2 separate regions of the Homo sapiens genome follow, and region 1 is linked to region 2. Evidence: chromatin loops called from intact Hi-C (ENCODE). Cell type or tissue: heart left ventricle. All regions are shown on one strand. Links, peaks and the distances in the headings refer to the core of each region. The heading gives the core; the rest is flanking DNA. Region 1 overlaps L2HGDH (L-2-hydroxyglutarate dehydrogenase). Region 2 overlaps SOS2 (SOS Ras/Rho guanine nucleotide exchange factor 2).

Evidence for each region. A loop is a pair of places that touch in the nucleus more often than their neighbours do. Peaks named below come from ENCODE experiments on the same cell type or tissue, not always from the same donor. Only the 100,000 strongest peaks of a DNase experiment are listed, where the experiment ranks them.
Region 1: a loop joins it to region 2, with 2.4 times the contacts of the local background. A loop is called at or near these places in 4 of 110 quality-filtered maps.

Annotation. Positions count from the first base shown.
Region 1 is chr14:50,256,935-50,265,277 of GRCh38, reverse strand. The region is part of intron 9 of L2HGDH (L-2-hydroxyglutarate dehydrogenase); the gene reads left to right. Among named protein-coding and RNA genes, the nearest start is that of SOS2, 30 kb to the right of the region's middle. In heart left ventricle, for the core only: a CTCF peak has its summit at 4,533 (motif pointing right); no DNase peak of the experiment used is centred there.
Region 2 is chr14:50,150,307-50,158,615 of GRCh38, reverse strand. It overlaps SOS2 (SOS Ras/Rho guanine nucleotide exchange factor 2), which reads left to right. Exons shown (of 23, transcript NM_006939.4): 11 at 1-51; 12 at 1,495-1,617; 13 at 5,443-5,546. Among named protein-coding and RNA genes, the nearest start is that of VCPKMT, 38 kb to the right of the region's middle. In heart left ventricle, for the core only: no CTCF peak of the experiment used is centred there; no DNase peak of the experiment used is centred there.

The DNA of each region.
Region 1 (8,343 bases), core at 1-8,000, 110 kb before region 2:
AGTACCATTTCAGAGTCAGTCTGCATATGCACTGAATTTTTGTTTGCTTTCTTTCCCAACATGTTGTTGAATTCCCTTTGCAGTGCATTTATTGGGCATTGCTACATCATGGCCCTTAGTGCTGGTCCATTTATAATTATCTAGACTGCCTTACAGCTCTAATCTGAAATCTCTATGACAGCTTTATTGTGATGCTACCTTAGCCTTTTTGTCTAACTATCACTCCTGATAAAAACAACTTGCCTGAATTTTTAAAAATCTCTCTGGCCAGTTAGTCTTGTGATTCCAAAGCCTTTTGGCCTTAATTTTGTATAAGATTATTGATCACTATGTTAACTAATTAGGTAATAAGCACATTAAAACATTATATTTTGATTGATTCTTAAAACTTAAAAAAAACCTTTTAGGTTTGGGGTACATGTGAAGGTTTCTACATAGGTAAACACATGTCATGGGGTTTATTGTACATATTATTTTATCACCCACATATTAAGCCCAGTACCCAATAGTTATCTTTTCTGCTTCTCTCCTTCCTCCCTCCCTCCCCACTTAAGTAGACTGCAGTGTCTGTTGTTTCCTTCTTTGTGTTCATGTGTTCTCATCATTTAGCTCCCACTTATAAGTGAGAACATGTGGTATTTGGTTTTCTGTTCTTGTGTTAGTTTGCTAAGGATGATAGCCTCCAGCTCCATTAAAACCTGTTAGAAACACACTCCTAGACCTGGCATCTCACCTTGCTTCTTCTCTACTTCTTTTGTTCTTTCTTGGACCTTACTGCACTCAGGGACTCTACTTTCAGGATAGAAGTGGAAAGCAGTGTGGTAACAATCAGAGTCCTTGCTACAGGGGTGTGGGGCAAAGTAAGGACAACTTGCATCTTTTATTTTTATATTTTTTCTGAAATGGAGTTTCGCTCTTCTTGTCCAGGCTGGAGTGCAATGGCACCATCTCAGCTCGCTGCAACCTCTGCCTCCTGGGTTCAAGCAATTCCCCTGCCTCAGCCTCCTGAGTAGCTGGGATTACAGGCATGTGCCACCACGCCCGGCTAATTTTGTATTTTTAGTAGAGACAGGGTTTCTCCTGTTAGCCAGGCGGGTCTCAAACTCCCGACCTCAGGCGATCCACACGCCTCAGCCTCCCAAAGTGCTGGGATTACAGGCGTGAGCCACTGCACCCAGCCACATCTTTTATTCTTAAAGATAAAAGACTGGCACGGCGGCTCACACCTGCAATCCCAGCACTTGGGAGGCTGAGGCGGGTGGATCACCTGAGGTCAGGAGTTCGAGACCAGCCTGACCAAAATGGAGAAACCTTGTCTCTATTAAAAATACAAAATTAGCCAGGCATGGTGGCACATGCCTGTAATCCCAGCTATTTGGGAGGCAGAAGCAGGAGAATGGCTTGAACCTGGGAGGCAGAGGTTGCAGTGAGGCAAGATCACACCATTGCACTCCAGCCTGGGCAACAAGAGCAAAACTCCGTCTCACAAAAAAAAAAAAAAAAGATAAAAGGCTTTCTAGACTTGATCTGTAGATTATTCTTAATACCACCCAAACCTATTTTTTTCCCCTCTTTGGTAATGTTTTTAGTGTTCACCTTTTTTCCTGAGCAAGCCATTCGTTAGGCCTAATCAGCAGTGTACTTTGAGGTACTCTCACCCTCCATTTACAATCCATCCCTCCATGAATTTTCTTAGCACTAGATATCTGCTTTCTCTGCAACAGCTGCTGAACTAGCCTGGTAAAAAATGTCAGCAGGCTTGACTGTGTATCTGTGTAGAGAGCAATAATCATGTCAGCTGTCTCTCTTAGGGGAGCGTCCTCGTTTAAATCTGACTGTAATGTATCATTCTGAGACCAGCATGTTTGAATCCTTAGAAGATTAAAACTCAGCTAACGTTTTTCCTCTTATCTCTTTCACTCCTCTACTCACCTTCTGAAATAGAAGGGATAAAAATATCTAGCCATTATTTTCTTTCACTCACTTATAAGTAAGGGCTTTTATGTTTTCAGTGATCTGCTTTAGCAAACTTGTGATGTTTTATATCTGAAAATAGACTGGTCAAATCTGGTTTCTATTACTGCTATTGATATTCCTTGGAAAACAAACGAGGTGAGCATAGTGAATTCTGTATAAAAATAGTTGCAGTGAATTCACTGCCTGTATTCAGTTACCACCCTTTATAGAAGCCTGAGGAAAACTTTTTAGACCACTGGATTTCATATGGTAGAACTGGACTTCGGGCTTGTGGTTATTAGTGAACTCTCCTGTCTCTGGGTGTAAGGGTGTGAATTTCTGTTACCAATTTCATTGGCATGTAGTAGAAAAGGGCACAGCACTGCAGGCAGGTGCATTTGGGGACAAATTCAACCCAATCACAGATGAGTTCCTCTTTAAAGAGAGAAAAGCTAACTAATTCAGCAATTCCATTTGCTTCGTCTCTTGATTCCTATAGTTATTAAGTGCAGGAAATTATTAATAACAAAAAGGAAGCTGTAGAAGATATGTTTTTGGGTTTCTCGGGGGAAGATACGTTTGATACCATTTGTATAAGTTTTAAAACAAGTATAGCAAAACCATATATTGCTTACGGATTATACATGTAGTATGAAAATAAAAATGAGCAGGGGAGTGATAAACACCTAATTCAGGAGAGTGGTTACCTCTGGTGAGGGAAGAGAATGGGATCTTGAGAGTTCTACAGAGGCTTCTATCATATCGGTAATGCTTTGTTTCTTAAGCTGTTAGATAAAAAAATGGGTATTCATTGTGTTAGTCTCTCTTCCTTGTGATAGCCTGAAATATTAAATAATAAAAATAAGATCAATAGACTTTTTTTTTTTTTTTTTGAGACAGAGTCTCGGTCTGTTGCTAGGCTGGAGTGCAGTGGTACAATGTCGGCTTACTACAACCTCCGACTCCCTGGTTCAGGCGATTCTCCTGCCTCAGCCTCCCGAGTAGCTGGGATTACAGGCACGTGCCACCATGCCCAGCTAATTTTTGTATTTTTAATAGAGACAGGGTTTCATAGAGAGCCAGGATGGTCTCAATCTCCTGACCTCATGATCCTCCTGCCTTGGCCTCCCAAAGTGCTGGGATTACAGGGGTGAGCCAATGCGCCTGGCCAAGATCAATAGACTTTTCCACAGCTTGAAGCCTAAGTCCTGCCTTGTCTCCTTTGTCTTGCAACCAGTATACTAAACCATAAATGCCCTTAGTATTGCAGTGAAAGCACATCAGGCATTAGTAAATAGTAAAATATAGTTGAAGCAACACTTTCAGTGGGGTGTGTTTCCCAGGATGGTGTCCTTAAATTTCATTAACCACTGAAGGGCACCCAGGTTGACTTCTCATTGCTTAGCCAGAGCATTTTGGGCAATAATTTACTGGTGAACATGAGATTGGAATATAAAGTTACAATCTGTTAAATATTTGCATTAGATAAACTTCTCATTGTTAAATGATGGTCTCTAAGACTCTTAATGTTAGCTCTAGGCCAGGCACAGTGGCTCATGCCTGTAATCCTAGTGCTTTGGGAGGCTGAGGTGGGAGGATCGCTTGAGCCCAGGAGTTTGAGACCAGCCTGGGCAATATAGTGAGATGCCATCTCTACAATTTTTTTTTTTTAATTAGCTGGGCAGGTGGTGCACGCCTATAGTTGTAGCTACTAGAGAGGCTTAAGTGGCAAGATCCCTTGAGCCCAGGATGCTGAAGCTACAGTTAGCCATTATTGCACTACTGTCCTCCAGCCTGGTGGAGAGAACAAGACCCTGTCTCAAATATATATATAGCTCTAAACTTTAAAAATTTGTTCTGTGATTAATTTTGACATGTTAATCTAACAGCAGTTTGTATCTGTTAGCACTGTAAAGATGTAAAAGACGAAGACATATATGTCACAATTTCCCCATTTTCAATTTGGAAAATGTCTTCTGTGGGGAATTCTAGAGTAAACTTTCAGGCAAGATGTTTTCATAGCAAGTGATAACTAGAGTGTGTGAAACACAAAGGTGCAAAACTCAAACATTTCTACAATAAAGTTGTAATGGCTTATGGTGATCTAGATTAGGGTTTCTCAGTCTTGATGCTATTGACATATTGAGCCAAATAATTATTTATTGTGGAGGAGTGTCCAGTTCATTGTATAATTTTTTTTTTTTTTAGACGGAGTCTCACAGTGTTACCTGGGCTGTAGTGCAGTGGTGCCATCTCGGCTCACTGCAACCTCTGCCTCCCGGGTTCAAGCGATTCTCCTGACTTAGCCTTCTGAGCAGCTGGGATTACAGGCGCCTGCCACCACACCCGGCTAATTTTTTGTATTTTTAGTAGAGATGGGGTTTCACCATGTTGGCCTGGCTGGTCTCAAAGTCCTGACCTCAGGTAATCCACCCGCCTTGGCCTCCCAAAGTGCTAGGATTACAGGTGTGAGCTACCGTGCCCAGCCATTGTAGAATGTTTAACAGCATCCCCAGCCTCTACTCATTCTCCTAATTGTGGCAACCAAAAATATGTCGACATTGCCAGATGTCCTGTAGGGGGCAAAATCTCCTTTGGTTGAGAACCACTAGTGTAGAGAATTTGGTAACCTTCACACTACAAAATAGTAATAAGAGTCTGGAGGAAATATGATAAACATCCTTGAAATACATATAGCTGAGAGTAAGGGAAAGTAAGGGGCATCCCAGAGCAAAAAACAGAAAGAAAATTAAAATTCATACTAAAAGGAGTTGGTGCTGATGCTGACTTGGAGAGGTGGGGATGGTTTGCTAATTTTAATAACTGAGGGGCTTGAGTTATATTTGTAATTTATGTGTGACTCAACGTATAAAATATGTAGATCTTAAATGCTTAGTAAATTTCGATAATTGTACAAACCATATCCACCAGTCAGAACAAGATATAGGACATTAGGGACTTGTATTTTAATTGCCACTCAAGTGCTGAAAAAGAAATCTTGGGTCTATACAAGGTAGAAAGTTGGAACTCAGACTCTAATGTAAGGCCCCCTAGGGGCTCTTGAAAGGCTATACCCTCAGAAGAAAGGAAGTCTGGAAAAAAAATATTCCCCTTGGCACTGGGAAGTATTAAGGAACTTTGTCTATCTTGGTCTTGGGGATGGGGAGTGGGAGGAATCTTCCCCAAAATCTAGAATCCCTCAAAGTGCTTAGATTTTGAACGTATACCACCAGCTTGGTTTAGGAACTGTAAGCTAACAAATTAACTGAAAAAGTAGAGCCAGACATTTTTGGATCCTGCTTCAATCAATCTCTCTCTCTCTCTCTCTCTCTCTCTGTCTTCTTCTCTCTCCTTCTTTCTCCCTCCCTCCCCTCCCCACCCCCTCTAATTCAAGTAAATTAGAGAGACTAAAAATCAGATAATTTGACCACAAAATGACTACTGACACTAAGCAATTATTGGTTTATAATTATTTTTAAGAATTTTTTTTTTAAGAGTCTCGCTCTGTCTCCCAGGCTGGAGTGCAGTGGCGCAGTCTCAGCTCACTGCAACCTCTGCTTCCCGGGTTCAGGTGACTCTCCTGCCTCAGCCTCCTGAGTAGCTGGGATTACAGGCATGTGCCACCATGGCTGGCTGATTTTTTTTTCCCTATTTTTAGTAGAGATGGGATTTTACTATGTTGGCCATGCTGGTCTGGACTCCTGACCTCAAGTGATCTACCCGCCTTGGCCTCCCAAAGTGCTGAGATTACAGGTGTGAGCCACTGCACCTGGATAATTTTTAAGAATCTTTTTAAAAGAAATACACATTGAGGCCGGGCGGGGTGGCTCATGCCTGTAATCTCAGCACTTTGAGAGGCCGAGGTGGGTGGATTGCTTGGGCAGCCTTGGCAACATAGTGAGATCAGCCCAGGTGACATAGTGAGACCCCATTTCTGAAAAAAAAAAAAAAAAAACCGAAAAAGAAAAAAAACAGAAAGAAAAGAAAACAAATACACATTGAAGTGAAGTGGTATGCCATCTGGGATTTGCTTTAAAATAATTCAGTGGGGGTGTTGTGGCTCATGCATATAGTCCTAGCTACTTGGGAGGCTGAGGTAGGAGGATTGCCTGAGCCCAGGAGTTTTAATCCAGCTTAGCAAGACAACATGTCTAAAAAATAATAAAATATGGTTGGGCTCAGTGGCTCCTGCCTTTAATCCTAGCACTTTGGGTGGCTGAGGCAGGATTGTTTGACCTGAGGAGTTCAAGACCATTCTGGGCAATATGAGACCTTGTCTCTAGTAAAAATTAAAAAAAAAAAAAAAAAAAAGAGCCTGGCGTGGTGGTGCGCATATGCCTGTAGTCCCAACTACTCAGGAGGCTGGGGCAAGAGAATTGCTTGAGCCTAGTGGTCGAGGCAGCAGTGAGCCATGATAACACCACTGCACTCCAGTCTGGACAACAGTGAGACCCTGTCTCAAAAATAAATAAAATTAAATAAAAAATTATAAAATACTAAAATAAATAGGTCAGGCACCATGGGCTCACGCCTGCAATCCTAGCACTTTGGGAGGCTGAATCAGGAGGATTCTTGAGGCTAGGAGTTCCAAACCAGCCTGGACAATATAGCAAGACCCCATCTATACCAAAAATTTAAAAACTAGCTGGGTGTGGTGGCATGTTCCTGTAGTCCCACCTACTCTGGAAGCTGAGGCAGGAGGATTGCTTGAGCCCAGGAGTTAAAGGCTATAGTGAGCTATGATCATGCCAGTGCACTCCAGCCTGGGTGACAGAGCAAGACCCTGTCTCAAAAAATAAGACTGGGCGTGGTGGCTGACACCTATAATCCCAGCACTTTGGGAGACTGAGATGGGAGAATTGCTTGGGCCCAAGAGTTTGAGGCCAGCCTGGGCAATATAGTGAGACCTTGTCTCTAAAAAAATATTTTTAAAAAACAATTAGCTGGGTGTAGTGGTGTCCACCTGTGGTCCCAGCTATTCAGGAGGCTGAGAAGGGAGGATTGCTTGAATCTGGGAGGTCAGGGCTGCAGTAAGTTGTGATTGTGCCACTGCACTCCAGCCTGGGTGACAGAGTGAGGCCTGTCTCTAAAAAAAATAAAATAACCCAGTGGAGAGACATTGGTGTTGGATTGGTACATAGATGAAACAAGATTGGCTGTGTGTGTATAATTGTTGCAACTGGATAATACATACATGGGAGTTCATTATACTGTTGGTTTTCTTTCTTTTTCTTTTTTTTTTTTTTTTAACTTTTTGACGTGTTTAAAATTTTCCATTTAAAAAAAAGTGCTCTCAGGATAGTAATAGAAGCAAATGTAAAACCACTGCAGAGGGACACACCCTGAATCCAACCCCTCCCAGATGATTCCCACAGATAAAGTCGTACTGAACAGAAACTCACAATCAGAAGTTACAAACCACCATAAGTGAGAGTCAGCAGATAAAATAAGTGGCAGAATTAGACTTCCAACAACTATGGGTAATAGTAATAATAGAAACTGTAAAGTAAATATGCTTCAATTAATCAAAAACAAGGTAATGAAAACATGAAAAAAAAAAACCAAAGAAAAAAGAACTAGGCAAATTAGTTGGAAACCACCTAATGAGAATTTCTGGAAATAAAAATATAGTTTTTAAATTTTAAAACTCAGGCTAGGCTTGGTGGCCCACTTCTGTAATCCCAGAACTTTGGGAGGCCAACGTGGGAGGATTGTTTGGGTCCAGGAGTTCAAGACCAGCCTAGGCAACATAGTAAGATCCTGTCTCTACAAAAAGTTTTAAAAATTAACCAGGTATGGTGGTACACACCTGTAGTCCCAGCTACTCTGGAGGCCGAGGAGGGAGGATGGCTTGAGCCTAAGAGGTCAAGGCTGCAGTGAGCTGTGATTACACCACTGCCCTCCAGCCTGGGCAACAGAGCAAGACCCTGTCTCAAAAAAAAAAAAAATTAAAGGAAAAACCTCAGATGACTAGGTTAGACAGCTGGTTAGACCTACCTTAAGAGGAAATTATCAAATTGGAAGGTAACTCAGAAGAATTTAGAAAGCAATACTGCAAGATAAAGATGTATCCATAGAAATTAAAAGACATGGGGTTGGGCACAGTGGCTCATGCCTGTAATCCCAGCACTTTGCCAGGCCATGGAGGGTGGATTACCTGAGGTTAGGAGTTTAAGATCAGCCTAGCCAACATGGCAAAACCCCGTCTTTACTAAAAATACAAAAACTAGCTGTGGTGGGCACCTGTAATCCCAGCTACTTGGGAGGCTGAGGCAGGAGAATCACTTGAACCTGCGAGGCAGAGGTTGCAGTGAGCTGAGATGACACCATTGTACCCCAGCCTGAGTGACAGAGTGAGACTCCGTCTCAAAAATAAAATAAAATAAG
Region 2 (8,309 bases), core at 310-8,309:
ATATCGTTCATTTTGTAAACCACAGGAATTGCTGAGCTTACTGATTGAACGGTAAGAAAAATATGTATTTCAGTTATATTGACATTTTGTGAAAAATTAACTGTATTTTGTAAAGTGCCTAGTACCTAATAAATACTCAAGTTAATTATTGAACATATTTTATTTGGCATTAAATTGGCAGTATTACTATTCTCTTCAAATGGAGTACTCCCTAAAATCTGTTTATAAACACAGATCTTTTCAGCTCTTAGAAATATTTCAAGTGGTAATCAGAAAGACTAATTTAGAGGATGAAAGCACTATATTTTAATGAATATTGTTCTGTGTAATAAAATGATATTTTCTTAAAAGAGACTTTTCTACTTACCACTATTTTTTTTTTTGGACCGTAGACTACTTTGCCAAATACTTTCCACTTTTAAAACAAACTTGTTATGAAAACTTTCAAAACACATACAAGAGCAGATACAAGAATATAATAAACCCATTTATTCATCAACCACCTTCAGTAATTATCAACTCATTGTTTCATCTGTTTCCCTACAAATTTAAACACCCCACCCCATGATTATTTTGAAGTAGATCCTAGACAACATAATTCATCTATAAATATTTTTCTATGTATCTCTAGAAAATACGGGATCATTTTTAATAATCAGATATCATTATTAAACCTAAAAAATCAGCAATTCCTTTATTATGATTAACTTTTAAAAATTAGTGTTGGGTTGAATTTGTTTTACCTAGTATTATAGTGGCATTTTAAATGTTTTATAGTTTAAAATGTAGAATCTGGACTCCAGAATGATTTTTAGTTTTACGTTTTAAAACTTACTAAAACTTATTATTATACCAAAGCTTATTAACTGTATTATCAAGATATAATTCTAGATCTCTATCACTATGTTGTTTTATCAAACTAAATTTACCAGACTGAGTCAGTGTAATGTGCTATGAGGATCTACTTAGTTGTTTCCATGTCCAGAATAAGGAAAGCACACGTTAGACTTATAGTTTAGCTGTATTTCCTATGTTTGAGCAAGGTTTTTTATCTTTATCTTATCCACTTAGGTAAATTATTTAAATATTGTTAAATATTCGGTTTTGGCCCTCTCTTTGAATTTGTACTCATTTAAATAAATTTATTAGCCTACTTTCATTTTAATAATATAAATATTAAAGACATTGTTAGATAAGCAATTTCTGTCATGTTCTTTAAATTCCTTATGAATTCTTTCCTTGGCTCTTTTCCCTGGACCTTTTCTGTATTATCAGTGCTAAAAGACAAAACTTTAGTTTTTATAAAAGTAAGAATACAAAACGTCAGTTTTGTATAGCCAAAGGACAGTTTTTTGTAGTATATCATACCTCAAGGGAAGTTTAACAGTAATCCACTTTTCGTGGAAGTGGTAGGAAAGAAGGTTGCTTGCTGTTTTCCTCCTTGTATTTTCATTATGTATGAACGGATTTTTCTCCTTTTGCTTTTCTTCTTAGGTTTGAAATTCCAGAGCCAGAACCTACTGACGCAGACAAATTGGCAATAGAGAAAGGCGAGCAGCCAATCAGTGCAGACCTTAAAAGATTTCGCAAGGAATATGTCCAACCAGTACAACTTAGGTTTGGCTTGAATATTTTTTATATATATATATATACACATATATATACACACACACACACATTTTATGTGTCAGTTTTCAATATATAGTTAACACAAAAGCTCTCAGCTTTTAATTCAAATATAGGGAATATTTTTAACTTCACAGCAGTTAAGTTAAACTAAAAGAGTTCTTTCTCAGTGAAGCTATTCTTAAATACCCTGAAGAAATTCAAATATTTAAATATCCTATGTTTGCATCACATATCTCTGGCATGTGATATGTTATGCTTACGTATCAGGATACCTATTTTTTATTGTAAGTAAAAATTATAAAATTTCATGTGAGCTTTCCTGCTGTCAACCTTTTTTCACACTTTTTTCCTTCATTTCCCTTTGCGATCATACAGTAATCCTGGCTTTTTTTACAATTTATAATATTTGTGGAAGTTCTAGCCCTTTTCCCACTTATCTCTCACAAAATATATAGACATTTGTTAGTTTAATTGCAATAATTTCTAAAAATGTGTTTGATTGTAGAAGCTTCCAGTTAATAAATACTACTGTGTGCCGGGGATTACCCTAAATGCTTTATCTTTTTTATCTCATTCTTACAACATGATTACTATTCCTACTTTATATATAAGGAAATTGAAACCTAGCAAGGTGAAGTAATTTGAGCTAAGTTATGTAAAGGGAGTGGCAGGACAAGATTCAGACTCATGTCTGACTTTCTTTGCGTGTGTGTGTGTGTGTGTGTGTGTACGTACCACTAAGCATTGAAAATTGGAAGCGCCTTCTCTTAGCCCTCTTTACTGTCCAAGTAACCAAAGTATTATCTTCCTCCTTCCATTGGAAACCAAGTTATCTTATTAATTATATGTAATTTAAATTTTTTTTCTCTCTAAATTTCAAGTTTCCTTGATTACTGTTGACCAATAAATTGTAATTTTGGAACTGAGTATATTAGTTATTTATTTCCCAGGATAATTGCCACAAACAAATGCAGTTTTAGAAGAATGATAGTGCTCCCAGCTATATGTCTTTCACTAAAACTTTTAACGTCATTCTTTGTATAAGAAGATGAGATTATTTATGTATCAGCAATAAATAAGTAATTCTTTTCTACTAGCTGTGATGCATTTGTACTTATCTACAATCACATTAAATCCCTTGATATGACACATACATTTATGAGGTTGCTATTGGGTGGGGTAGGGGGTGGGAGTATAATCTTCGTTTCTCAGTCATATAAGCTCTTTATGTATTTCTAAGCATTTGCTGTGTTCTCAGTCCTGTACTTATAACTATGCTAAGTACAAAAATAACATAGACTGTCATGATATTGTGGCTTTCTTGGGGACTTTACTGGGGGAAAAAGACACATGAAACAGTTATATATTGTTCTACTTGGAGTGCTTAAGTGACTTAGAAAAATACATCCCTATACAATTTCAGGAATAGCAAAGATTAGGCCAGAGTAATTAGGGAAGGCATCTTGGAGAAGGTAAAATCTGAGACTGCCCCTAAAGGATGTATAGGCTTTAGATAGGTAGAAAGGTGACTGTAGGTATTCAGGGTCATGAGAAATAGTATGAACAAAGACAAGAAGGCAGAAATGAGAATGGTGTGCTGAGGACACAGATAAGGACATTGACCTGAGAGGAATGTAGGCATTGTATTGCAAGTAGTAGATGAGATTACCTGTATGGAATTGGATGGAGTGGAAAACTGTGAAATCCAAGCCAAGTTATTAAACCTGTTTATATAAATATTGAAAGATTTCTAGTAAAATGGGTGGTAGTAATTTTTCTAACATTTTATTATGAAAAATTTTAACATACAGCAAAACTGAGAATTTTACAATGAACACCCATAAACCCACCACCTAGATATGTATTCATCTATTCATATCTATTCATTTATGTGTTCATTTATCATTCATCTATCAGTTCATTTTTTTGTATGAATTTTGAAGTACACTCCTTAAATACTTCAACTTGTATGTCATTAACAGTTCAGTGTTTGTTTTTCTTTTGTTCTAAAATGTGCATATAATTAAATACATTTTTTTCTTGCTGCCACTGAAGACAGAAGATACACACATCTTAAGTGTACTTTTGTTGAGTTTTAACAAATACATGTATCTCCATAATCCAAACGCCTTTCAAGATATCAAATGTTACTACACCCCAGAAAGTTCCCTTATGTTCCTTCTCATCAGTTTTTGTTCCCACTGCCCAAAGGCAGTGTTCCAATTTCTCCCTCCATAGATTAGTTTTACCTGTTTTAGAGTCTTAATAAATGCATTCTTAAAAACTCAATTTTGTGTCTTCTTTCACTCAACATGCTTTTGAATTTGTATCAATGGCTTATTTTATTGCGAGGTTGTGTTTTATTATATGAATATACCAGTTTATTCATTTTTCCCATTGAAAGATACATGGGCTTTTTCTCGTTTTTTATTATTATGAATAAAGCCGCTATGAACTTTATCTTACCTGTCTTACTGTGAATATTTTTCACTTTTCTTGGGTAAACAACTCAGAGTGGAGTGGCTGGGTCAGAAGGTATGTGTATGTTTAGTTTTGAAAGAAACTGCCAAAACTTCCAAAACATTCTCACCAACAATGTTCAAGTTGCTTCATATTCTCACCAGTGTTTAGTAATGTCAGTCTTTGTGCCTTAGCCATACTGCTGGATGTAGTGGTATTTCATTCATACTTATTTTGTGGAGAATCTGTTCAAATCCTCTAATTTTTGTTGAGATACTTGTCTCTTTATTACTGAGTTGTAGGAGTAAATTGGGTAGGACTGAATGCCAGTCCTTTGTCAGATAAACATTTTGCAAATATTTTCTTTCCATGGCTTGCCTACTAGTTTCCTTCCTTCCCTTTCCTTTTCCCTTCTTCCTCTTCCATTTCCCTCCTCTTCCCTCTCCCCTTGTCTTTCCTTTCCTTTCCATTTGCATAGTTGATTAAATCTCTCTTTGCAAGGTTATAGGTAATCATTTTTGTGATACTGTAAAACAAAACAGTTCTATTTTTGTCTTTTGAAATGAAATAAGAGACTGTAGTATATGTGTAGATTACATAGAAATTTGATGATAGGCTGGGTGCAGTGGCTCACGCCTATAATCCCAGCACTTTGGGAGGCTGAGGTGGGCGGATCACCTGAGATCAGGAGTTCGAGACCAGCCTGGCCAACATGGTAAAACGTCGTCTCTACTAAAAGTACAAAAATTAGCCCAGCATGGTGGCGGGCGTCTATAATCCCAGCTACTTGGGAGGCTGAAGTAGGAGAGTCACTTGAACCTGGGAGTTGGAGGTTGTAGTGAGCTGAGATCGCACCATTGCACTCCAGCCTGGGCAACAAGAGCAAAATTCCATCTCAAAAAAAAGAAAGAAATTTGATGATAGCACTTGCATTTAGAACCAGATACAGTACATCTTAGTTGGTTTTCCATTTTAAGTGAAAAAGTACCAAAATTTAAATCTTAAAAATGCTTTTTATGAACTTAAAATAGCTTTTGTAATATAGAGCATAAGTTTTCTACATATGAATAAAGGGTACTTTTCCTTAACATAAATGGGAAGCACAGAAACCACTATTTTTATGCTTATAAATATTTTAAAAGTATACATTTTATTAATAAATAATACACCGTTTGGAGACCTACTCTCCTCTTGTCATTGAAGCATTTAAAGTATTAATTAAATACAGATTAGAGAGTCTTTGAGTATTATGTTGACCCTTGTATGTAAAGCTATTATCGTGGCATTAGAGAAGGAAGAAGTGTAATTGAACACTTATGTTTCACTAAAATGTGTTTCTTTCCATTTTATCAGGATCTTAAATGTATTTCGGCATTGGGTTGAACATCATTTTTATGACTTTGAAAGAGACTTGGAATTGCTTGAAAGACTAGAATCCTTCATTTCAAGTGTAAGAGGTATATTATATAAAGGTTTGATTGAATCTTATATTGAACATGAGTTTATGTTCAAATTTGTGTGACTTTAAGAAACTAAAACATTTCTCTCTCTTTTTTTTTTTTGAAACAGAGCTTTGCTTTGTTGTCCAGGCTGGAGTGCAGTGGTGCCATCTCAGCTCACTGCAACCTCCGCCTCCCAGGTTCAAGTGATTCTTCTGCCTCAGCCTCCCAAGTAGCTGGGACTACAGGCACATGACATCACGCCTGGCTAATTTTTGTATTTTTAGTAGAGATGGTATTTCACCACATTCACCACAAGACCAGCCTGGTGTCTTGAACTCCTGACCTCAGATGATCCACCTGCCTCAGCTTCCCAAAGTGCTGGGATTACAGGCATGAGCCACCATGCCTGGCCAGCATTTTTCATTTTTAAAAAGCTGAAATAACATTTGGAATGTTTTTTATAGACAGCAAGAAACTCACATATGTTTAGACCAATCATCTGAGGTCTCAGAACTTTGCCTTTTCAAGTTTTTGAGGAGAATATTTCTTTTAAAGAAGTCGAAAGTTCTTTTTAATAAATTTAAGCTATTTAATTTTATCTCATTGCAAGGTTGCCATTTCTTCAACTGAATAAAAATATGTGTAATTTTATGTTTTCTTTCTTTAATCTTATTCTTTTAATGATTAACAGCTTTCTTATAATATTTACATCTTCTGGAAATGTTTTTGGTATATTTCTGAAATCTGAAAGAGAGGAGTTTTCTATTTTAAGTTTCAGAATCATAGCCCAAGAAATGAAACCCTAGGCCATGAACATTTAAACAAATGTGTCATCAAATGTATATTATTGAATCAAGAACATTTATGTTTTATCTGACATTATAGGGCATTACAAATACTATAACAAGTGTAACTTATTTCGTGTTCTACTTGTTCTTTAAGGGGAATATTATTTAAAGTTAAGAATGTTATTCCTTTGTTTCTACTTTGAGATGTTTATGATACATTTTTATGTGTGCCTTGAAATTGTCATAATACTACATTTTCAAGTTGTATTCTAGGCCAGTGCAATGGCTCACACCTAGAATATCCCAGCACTTTGGGAGGCAGAGGCGGGCTGATTGCTTGAGCCCAGAAGTTTGAGACCAGTCTGGGCAAAATGGCAAAACCCAGTCTCTACAAAAAATATGAAAATTAGCCAAGCATGGTGGCATGTGCCTGTAGTCCCAGCTACTCGGGAGGCTGAGGTGAAGCGATCACTTTTAAGCCCAGAGCTCGAGGCTGCAGTGACCCGAAATTGCAACACTGCACACAAGCCTGGGCAGAGTGAGACCCTGTCTCAAAATAAACAAAAAACAAAAATTTATATTCTAAATGAGAATACTGGATTAGACACAATCTAAGAAGCTTCTAAAATACACACACACATTAGAATAAATTAAGTAAATGGTTATGTTAATGTCCAAAGTTCTTTTCTATACTAGTTATACTTCAGAATAACCAAATAGTTCATGAGGAAAAGTTTATTTTTGTGGAAGTATTTCAGCTAGTAAGTGAAGAAGGAATGGTAGAATATCACATTTCTCAGGTCCTAGTAAAATAATAAACCTAGGGAATTATCATGACTGGATGGGTACTATCACAAAAAGTTAACTAGACATTATATGCCTCCTGTTAGAAGTATTCTTGGCAAGTATTTGTGTCATAAAATTAATCCTGAATCAGACCAAGTCACTATATCTCTGCTTTACAGAAAATATAGAGGACAGAAAAACATGGCAAATGACAATTTCTTCCACAAAGTGCAAGCAAAAATATGCAATAAAGCAGTAACCTGTAGATTAAAGGAGACTTGAGACACATTGACTCAGTGCAATATGTGCAATCTTGTTCAGATCCCTTTTCAAACTAAATATAAGAAAATATGGCCAGGCACAGTGGCTCATGCCTGTAATCCCAACACTTTGGGAGGCCAAGGCAGGCAGATCACTTGAGCCCAGGAGTTCAAGACCAGCTTGGGCAACATGGATAAACCCTATTTCTACTAAAAATACAAAAATTAGGCCAGGCGCGGTGGCTCACGCCTGTAATCCCAGCACTTTGAGAGGCCAAGGCAGGCAGATCACGAGGTCAGGAGTTCGAGACCAGCCTGGCCAACATGGTGAAACCCTGTCTGTACTAAAAATACAACAAAATTAGCCAAGCATGGTAGTGTGCACCTATAATCCTAGCTACTCAGGAGGCTGAGGCAGGAGAATCGCTTGAACCCGGGAGGTGGAGGTTGCAGTGAGCCGAGATCACGCCATTATTCTCCAGCCTGGGTGACAAAGTGGGACTCCATTTCAAAAAAAATACAAAAATTAGCCAGGCGTGGTGATATGTGCAGTCCCAGCTACTTGGGAGGCTGAGGTGGGAGGATCACTTGAGCCCGCAACATGGAAGTTGCAATAAGTTGAGATTGCGCCACTGCACTCCAACCTGGGCCACAGAGCAAGACCCTGTCTCAAAAAAAAAAAAAAAGGAAAATAATCAGAGAGAGAAATGTGAACAGTGACAAAATACTTCAAGATAACAATGTATTAAGAAGTTGTCAGTTTTATGTGTGATAATGGTGTTGTGGTTATTACTTTAAAGAGTGTTTTAAAGGTGCTTAAATATGAATGAAATACGATGTCTCGGATTTGTTTCAGAATAACCTAGGAAGTGACGGGATGGCATGAGTAGGGTTAGAGAAAATAAAAATTGGCCATGAGTTGGTAACTGTTGAGGCTGGGTGAA